Linked DNA regions of Mus musculus: region 1 is linked to region 2. Evidence: chromatin loops called from intact Hi-C (ENCODE). Cell type or tissue: gastrocnemius. All regions are shown on one strand. Each heading gives the region's core, and the rest is flanking DNA. Links, peaks and the distances in the headings are about the cores only.

Evidence for each region. A loop is a pair of places that touch in the nucleus more often than their neighbours do. Peaks named below come from ENCODE experiments on the same cell type or tissue, not always from the same donor. Only the 100,000 strongest peaks of a DNase experiment are listed, where the experiment ranks them.
Region 1: it touches region 2 in a loop (3-fold over the local background); 2 of 42 quality-filtered maps call a loop at or near these places.

Annotation. Positions count from the first base shown.
Region 1 is chr2:75,262,833-75,267,230 of GRCm38, forward strand. All of the region lies in intron 3 of 2600014E21Rik (a long non-coding RNA gene), which reads left to right. Among named protein-coding and RNA genes, the nearest start is that of Gm34401, 20 kb to the right of the region's middle. In gastrocnemius, for the core only: no CTCF peak of the experiment used is centred there; a DNase peak (open chromatin) is centred at 2,576.
Region 2 is chr2:75,325,044-75,329,441 of GRCm38, forward strand. The region is part of intron 3 of Gm39857 (a long non-coding RNA gene); the gene reads right to left. Among named protein-coding and RNA genes, the nearest start is that of Gm32927, 33 kb to the right of the region's middle. In gastrocnemius, for the core only: no CTCF peak of the experiment used is centred there; no DNase peak of the experiment used is centred there.

The DNA.
Region 1 (4,398 bases), core at 236-4,235, 62 kb before region 2:
CCCAACTATAACAAACACCATGGTGGATATTCATGTCTGACTCTTCAAAGGATTTCACAGCCATATTCTCAGACAATTCTCTGAAGGTTCCAGAAGAGACTTTGGACAAACATCACTAAGTTACATGTTTGTCAGGCCCACTTGACAAAACACTTTAATAAGAGGAATCTGACAGGCGCGTCGTAGGGCTCTGTAAGAAAGTGAGTCTCCATTCCCACTCTCAGAAGAATGTTCATCTCTGTTCTTAGCCTTCACCCATGGATCCAGGCATATGGCTGTGTTCTGCTCAAACTCAATTGTGAAGAAATATTCTCTGGTGATCCCCTATGAAACTACCTCCCATCTCTGCTTTCCTCTAAAATATCCAGTTGCAAGTCGAGAACAAGAAAAACCCAAATCAAAAGTGCCCACTTCCTGGAAGAAAGCCATGTGTGCTAGTGGCTCTCAGGAAATGGTCCAAGGGAAACCAGGGACCCAACAAGCCCCCTACTTACTTTGGGGCTCTTGGACGAGAGCTTCCTCATTTCTGTCATTTATTTGGTTTTCATATATTTGATTGTAATGAGTGTTACATAGGCAGAGTACAAATGTAGAAGACATAGTTCAAAAGTAATTTCTTATTCTTTGGAGAGGATGTCTGTCTTCTATTTGTTCAAAAATGTAAACAATCATGTATTGTGCATGGAAATCTATACCTGGTTTCTTATTCACATTTTAGAAGTCTTCTTACAAGAATGTGTAAAACTGTCTAACAGAGATATGCCATAACTTATTTAACCACCCTTTTTCTGACACAGGTTGTTTCTATTTATTTGCTAGTGTAGACATGACTACGTATGGTCATGGGTTTTGTTGAAATATGTGAATAAATCCATAAGAGAAAATACTGGGAGTGTAAGTTTAAGATCACAGAATAAGCACACATCATTTTGGTAGATTTTGAGAAATTGTGTACTATAGGAGCAGTGCTAATTATACTCTTTCCGACACAGCGATATTAAAAAGCCTTAGTTTAACCTTCTAGAAGCAGAGGGTTAGGGAGGGTTGTTCAGTCACTTGAGCTAGTGGGTGTCTCCCGGGGAGATGATCTGCTTCTAGGCAGCTGACAGAAAAGGACTATGAATTTCTTGTCAAGCCCAGTCTATGAGCTTCCAATGACTTTACAATAAACCTAAACATATGGGTTTCCTGTCTGCTGTTAAAAATCTCCAGGAGGTAAATTCCATAGCCTTCTTGGGTAAACTATGTGGGTTCCTCATGACTCTTCTCAAAGTCAAGGCATTTTTCCTTCTGTCTAATATAATTCTTCTCTCCATATATCTACTTAAAAAAAAAAAAGGTGGTGTGCTAACATTTCCCCAGAGCAACAAGAGTTCAGCTAACCACAGTGAGATGCTATAATTCCACAGCTAAAATATGCATCCTCTTTTTTAAAAAATCATGTAACTTGTAAGTTCTTATAGAAACGGTTAGTGTGTAGACAAGGGATAACATGTACTTTTTATTTTACCCTGCATTTAATTTAGTAAGGGTTTTGTAGTGTCTAAGGGGCTGTGGTGTGTGTGTGTGTGTGTGTGTGTGTGTGTGTGTGTGTGTGTGTGTGTGTAAAATATGCAGTACTCTCTTTTCTTTTCATGCATTATAATTATAGAATGATAGTATTTTCCTCATTGGATGAGAGTAATAGTTTCTTCAACAGCATTCCAATATTGGTTTTTGCTGACAGAGACCATGTCTGTCGTGTGTAAGATGACTACAGGTCATTTCTGAGTGTATCTTTCTCCTGCTGTCAAGATACAATAACTATTTTAGGAACATTTGGCATCCCAAAAATCCCTGCATTGTGCAAATGAAAACATCTGCTTATACTTTGACACCCTCATTCTTCAAAGGTTAGTTGGATTTGTGGTTGCTTTGTTCAACAAGACCGCTCTTAGAGCCCAAGGATACACATTTAATTATTGGGAAGATATGTTTGACAGAGCTCTGGGGAAAAAAAAATTACCCTTCATATTCAGACCAGCATTAACATTTTTATAGGACGAGATTGCCTGAGAGTCAAAGAAGGGGGGAAAACTCCAGGAAAATAAATATGAATCTGTTTGGTCACTGGTGTCCTGCTGATTTACAAGGTGCCAAACCTGTGACTCTGTTCCCCAGAACTCATCAGCTCGCTGTTAAACTGGCATTTCTGATTTCTGCTGAGGCTAGAGACAGCAAAACTCTGTTTCCCACAATAAATAATGGAGGAAGTTATTCTTTGCATCCAAACCGGCTTTCCATCAAAGCAGACAGCTACAGCCAGGTGCATTTAGCTGCGTTTGTCATTGCTCCGGATGCAAAACATGGAGGGCCTGCTACAATGGGTTTCTACCTGAGCTTTTTGTACCCGAAATATTTTTCCATCCTCAACTGTAACGGAGCCATTGCCACCCATCCCTGTCACCATAATAAAGGGCCAAGGTCCTGCAGCAGCGCCAACATATCCTGATTGGTTTGTTTATTTACGCCAGCCATCAGTGCCAGGTAGCAGATTGTACACTGGAAGGCTTCCTGATGCTCCAGCCAAAGCCCGGTGTTCTTCTCCCTGGGCAATGTGGAGACAACACATGTCAAGAGGCAGCAGTGGCTAGCGTGCCAACCCATCACTCACTAAGTGCTGCAGCCCTGCCTGGCCCCCTCTCCCTGTAGTCATTTCACTACTGGTCATTACCAGAGACCGGTGCAAACCTTAGCTATTGTTGGACAGGGAGGGAAGATGGAGGAACCTATACCACAAGCAGCAACAGGGATTTGGTGAGGCAGAAGCCAGCAGGTGAACAATGGCTCGTTTGCTAGGCTGCAGCTGGGTGTGTGTTATTTGCATACCAGGGACCCTTTGTTAAAGTGCTGTGGCCAGCTGTGTGGGCACACTGGTGTGGGTGTAGCTCTGAAGTGGGAGATGAATTCTCTGCTTTACTTCCTATCTCATTTGAACACAAGTTGAGGGCAGGCATTGTCATCAGAGACCCCCTGCAGAAAAGCTGCGGGCTCTAAGATTCATTTGCCTTTGCCAAGTATGTTCGATCCAAACTTGCCATTTTTGAGATCTTACAAATTCCCTCGAAAGATGATTTAACAATTTAACAAAAAAAAAAAAAAAAACAGCAGCAAAATCAAAGCCGTGTGGCAAAGGGACAGACGTTAAGGCTGTGATTGAAGTGAGTGACGAACCTCGTAATGAGGTGTGCAGCTTTGGATATTAAACGATTTCTCCATGGTACTTTTCCAGATGTGATGGAATACATTTATTTTTGTGCTCATCTGAACTGAAATAATACAAATGAGATACTAAAAAGACATCATTATGCGCAGAAGTGGGGCAAAGAATTTAGAATCCCAATTCTATAGGTTTAACAGCTGCTCGAGAAGCAATTTGAAGCTGCCTCGTGCCTGCAGGTTGCTTAGGAACCTGTCTAGTGTGTATGGACTGGCCGTGATCTATGTGTGAATCCTGCATGTTGATAGTTCAAGGCTACTTTATTTCAGGCAAAAAATAAATAGCTAGTAGTAAGAAGTCTGTCTCCTCCGAAAGCTGCAGTACGGCTGAATACATCCTCTGCAGTAGCGTAATAAAATGGGATGGGTTTAAAACTACCAGATGGTACCCTGTACAGTGCCTGAAATAAAACAGAGAATTAGGGTGCCCCAAGGTGTGCACAGGAAAGGCAATTACATGAAATAAATGGGCCTCGGGCCTACAGAATGCTCAAGTATGCTACACAGGAGACATACAGTACATCTGGTGAGCAGATTTTATCACACACTGGAAAGCCATAAAGAACGCTGTTGACGATCGGACCCCCATCTCACAATGACATTTTACCTGTGTTGGTATTCAGTGCTGTTTATTTTAAAAGGTGCTGTAATCTCAATGATGTGTTTTAAAGGCCTCCTTAACATTGTTTCCTACTCTGCTCCATTTTGGGGGGGGGGGGGCACAGATTGATAGGGCTCTGAAGCAGATCTCTGGACAGAGAGCCACTGTGGTCACAGGAGATCGCCTTGATTTCATTCATTTCATTGTGACTGGAACAATAAGTTCACCATTGTCAGCTCTTCCCATCTGAGGAGATGCTGACATTAATACTCCTTCCCTCAGCAATGTGGCTCTTTGGTTTTCTTTCTCCACCTACCCCACCCTTTTTTTTTTTTTTCTGAACACTCAAAGGAAGGTGATTTTTTTTTCCTGATGGTTATTTTTAAGGAGCAGTTGGTAGCACCTAGCCCCTTTCTTGTCTCTTCCTCAGCAGAAGCAAACCTGTATGGTTTGAAAATGCTGTGCTCCGTTTCTATTGTGAGAAGTCCAAGGAACGCAACCTTCATTATGCAGTTTTAAAAGTTGCTATAATAAAATCC
Region 2 (4,398 bases), core at 183-4,182:
CAATACCAGCTCCTTTTAATAAGTTTAGTGCTTTGTTTAAAAAGCAAAACATTTTAGCTTAGTATTAAGAAAGATCATCTAGAATGAAGGACAAACTTGCCACTTAAGTCATAAAATAAACATTTTAGTCTACAGAGTGTAATGAATTTCTGAAGTTGACTCTTTTTTTGACTGAAATGTAAATATAGAATAATTATAGAAATTATATGTGTATATCATATTTTTGAGTTTAATTATGTGATTCTTTGCAAGGACTGTTGTAGATGGGCAAGTTAATAAATAAAATGCCTTAACTTATTTGTAATAGATAAATGCCAGAGATGCTACCAAGTGTGGCTTCCACTAGTCTTGCTCTATGAGACTTTTCTCACATAAATATCTCAAGTATGTCACAATCTTGAAAATAAAGCCAGAGAAAGTAATTCAGATTCAAATATACAAACTGATGATCTAACCAAGGAGCTCCACCAAGGGTGACCTGCTATAAACGATGAACAGGATAGATATATTCTGCTTCTACCCACAGAGTAATTACAATTATAATTACATTACCTGTAATTATAAACATAATTAATTATATTCCTGCAGTGCTTTAGAGCTTACAACGTACATTCACATGCATTAATTATTTAACCTCGTCAGGATCTTGTGCTGCAGACATAGCAGAAAACCCACAGAACAAAACCAAGGGCTTCACAATGAGTCCAGACCTATTGCTTCCAGGTGGCCATCTCCTCCTTTCTCTCTTGTGATTGCTTCCTCACACCAAGCCAAAGCTGAACATGAGAAAAGAACGAGGGTTCTGAAACACTGGTGATGCTGGCTCTTTTGTCAAACAATATCCAGGAGAGTGGGAGAGAGGGCGGGGGAGTTTAGAAGTGTGCTCAGAATGAGTGAGGAGGGGACACCAGTCACAATGGCCTCAAGGTTCCGATTTACTTCAGGCATGAAGTACTAGTTAGGAGGTCTCAAGTTTCAGCCTATGGATTCCCAAGTAAAAATAGTCCACAGGATGATGACACAGTTAAGGTTCTTGAGAATCTAGTAGATGCAGAGGCTGGGAACACATAGTGTTCCAAATATCCTGATGGCTGATGACCAGTAGAAAAGAGCTATTCCAAGCAGACCCCGCAGACAGCTCTTGGCTTTTGCATCTCAGGAGACCCAAGCACACTCCAGACTGTCTTTCAAGGTTCTCCTCCGAAAAGCCATGAACCATATTGCATATCTGGCACAATCTCTCTGGGGATTTGAGAAAATGCCTCCATAAGATGATGCTGTGAGATATTTTCTTTATAAGTCACTGATGGGGGAGGGTCCAGCCCATTGTGGGTGGTCCCACCCCTGAGCTGATGGTCCTGGGTTTAATAAGAAAGCAAGCCGAGCAAGCCATGGTGAGCAAGCCAAGAAGCAGCACCCCTGCGTGGCCGCTGCATCAGCTCCTGCCTCCAAGTTCCTGCCCTGCTTGAGTTCCTGCCTTGATTTCTTTGATGAGGAATAGTAATACAGAAGTTTAACCAATCAACAAAAACCCTAGTTAAGACAGATGAGATTCCAGACACTGTAGGGGTCAGAGAAACAGCACCAGATTAGAGATGAGAAAGGAGGACAAAGGAACTGCTAGTGTCAGAAGGCTCCGAGAGCTTGTTCCGGGAGGAGGACCGCTGTTAAGCAAAGCAGAGAGCAACTGTAGCAAACATGACAGCTTCTTTCTCACATGGCACATAAATGCTAGTCTACAGGCTCTACATAAAAGTTTAATTTTTTACAACAGTCTTCAGAAGCCATTACCATTATGCAACCATTTTACAGTTGAGACCATTGAAGTCCCAAAAGGCATAGAAAATGATGGTTGGGAAGATGTATCAGTCCTGATAATATGCTTGCCAGAGTTCAGTCCTCAGGACCCATGTGAAAGATCTGGGCATGGCTTTGTGTGCTGTAAACCCAGTGCTGAGGAAGTAGAGGCAAGAGAACACTGGGTTCTCTAGCTAGCCAGCCTAGCCAGATAATTGGTAATGTCAAACCAGTGAGAGAATGTTTCCAAAAAGCAAGGTAGATGGCTCCTAAAGAATGCCACATGAATTTGTTCTTTGGCCCCCATACACATACATGCACATGCACACACATGCATTGTACATACATTAGTTGTAGTGCCTTTCCCCAGAACCACACATAGGCCTGGTCTACTGTGGTTATAAAACAGTATGCACACTCAGTGATCTCCATATTTGTTCCTACTATTCCTAGTTTCGGTAGGTTCTTCTAAAGTTTAGGATCTAAACCCAGAAGCAAAAAGAATGTAGCCACAGAGAGCAGAAGACCCATCGATATAGTAGTTTCGACCTTCTCCATAAATCAGAATTCCCTGATTCCACATACCTACCAATGCTGGGCACATAAGTTAGAGATTAGGGTTTAGTTGGTGTAAGGTGAGGCCTGTGGAGAGACGTTAATCACCTTGGTTTTGTTTGTTGTTGTTAAAAACCCTCCACGTGTTTAATGAAGACTGCACTAAGTCTACCTAACAAATCAACTGACAGTTATGTGTTACTCTCCTACTAAGTGGTATGTGTTACCTAGCATGCTGTGGAAAGTATACGTGTGAACAAGATGCTCCCACAGCCTTCGGAGTTCATACCTTCCAGGGTTTGTGTGGGCCTAAGAGAAAAGATGAAAAGCATATTGATTGCTGAGCAGAGGTGGTGAGTACAGTCACTGACCCAGAATGAACCCTGAGAGGAAGATGCAGACTCGAGTACAGTGCTGGGATTAAATCAGGCAGATGAGGTGCCTTCTGGAGACTGCTGTGCAGAGCACATCTCCACTTCAGAGGTCAACTGGTGGAGGGAGACCAATCTGTCACTCTGTACCACCCTTCTCTGCGATAGGACCTCTCAACGGCTTATGGATCCAGGCCCAGGTCAGGTCCTGGTGCCTACTCTTCTGTCAGTGGGGCACATCTTTTCCTTGTCCAATGGGAAGAGAAGAAAAACACTTCAGCAGCTGCTGAATTCCAGTGTCTTTATTTGAACTTCTCTGGAACAGCCAAGCTAGTGGTATTTATGACTTAAAAGAATTTCCATTTGTAAGTTTATCTTCTTGTTAAAAACCCAGCCATTCCCTACCCCCAAACATCCAAGGACAATAAATCAAAGCTTAAGGAGCAAAGACTTATCTCTACAAATAGGACCCATATAGTTGCCAACATACTAATTTTTAGTATCAAGTATAATAAAAGGTTAAGTGGCTGGGGGCAGGGACAAGCTCCCTTTCACAGGAGATGCAGAAGGCATGAGAATGAGCCCAGATGTTTTCCAGGATAAAGCAGCAACTGCTAGGCTAGCATTTCCCTGTGAGCTCCAGCAACGTGCGTGGGCTTTACCTCCCCTGAAAGACTCTCATTCCTACCATTTTTTATTATCAACCGGTTTTGCCAGTTCCTGGTCCTGATGTCCAATCTGGTTCCCTTCCTTTTCACAGAAACAATGGTGTCAAAACAAGAATGTCTCCTTTACAAACACTGAACAGATGTAGAGTTCTACCATGTCATCAAATGATGACAGGTGAGGTTGGTGGAAGCCAACTGGTATCACAAGCACTGTGGGTATATGGAATCATAAAAGAACTACTCACTGCCCAAGTGTCTCCTCTTCCCATAGGATTCTGCACTCTTCTCGCCATGCCTGGCTCAAGCACAGTAGAGGGCCAGGGCCAGACAATGGCTTTCCACCCTAACCCCCACCTGGCTTCTGTCCTTATCCTGCACATGTTGGGAGTGTCATTTTCCTTCTGCTCAGTCGGCCTTATTCACAAGTCCAACAGGAGCCCGTGGCAGCACAATGCCTTTTGTCACTGTATGTCACCTGATCAAGTCACCATGCAATTGGGAAAAAAAAATTCTGGAGAATATCTCAATTTAAAAAAAAAAAAACAAACAAACTCTCTAGATAGTCTTAATTCAGGAGCATCACCTATTCTCAGAACACCTCTTTTTTATTCCAGAAAATCAAATGTTATTGACAACAGACAAATTTGAGGAGAAACACATTGTAATGAATGATGAGACATTTTGTATTTTCTCAGCTGTTAATGTTAACTACATAGTAAATTGATAGTAAGAGGATTTTTTCAGTCTCTCCAAAGTTTATTGACTTTTTTTCCCTCTCAACTATATTTTGATTCTTATTTTCTAATCTTACCCCATTCTAATCAAAGTATATGATTTATTTACATTTCAATTTCTTAAAAGATGCTGGGATTTTTTTTTACAAGATGTAACTCTATACATTTAGCACACATTTCTTACCATATTATTAAATGAGGCTTATAGTTTGCTACCCATATATTTTGTATTCATATTTTCTTTTACTTCATCTTTTCTCATAGAGGTGTTTT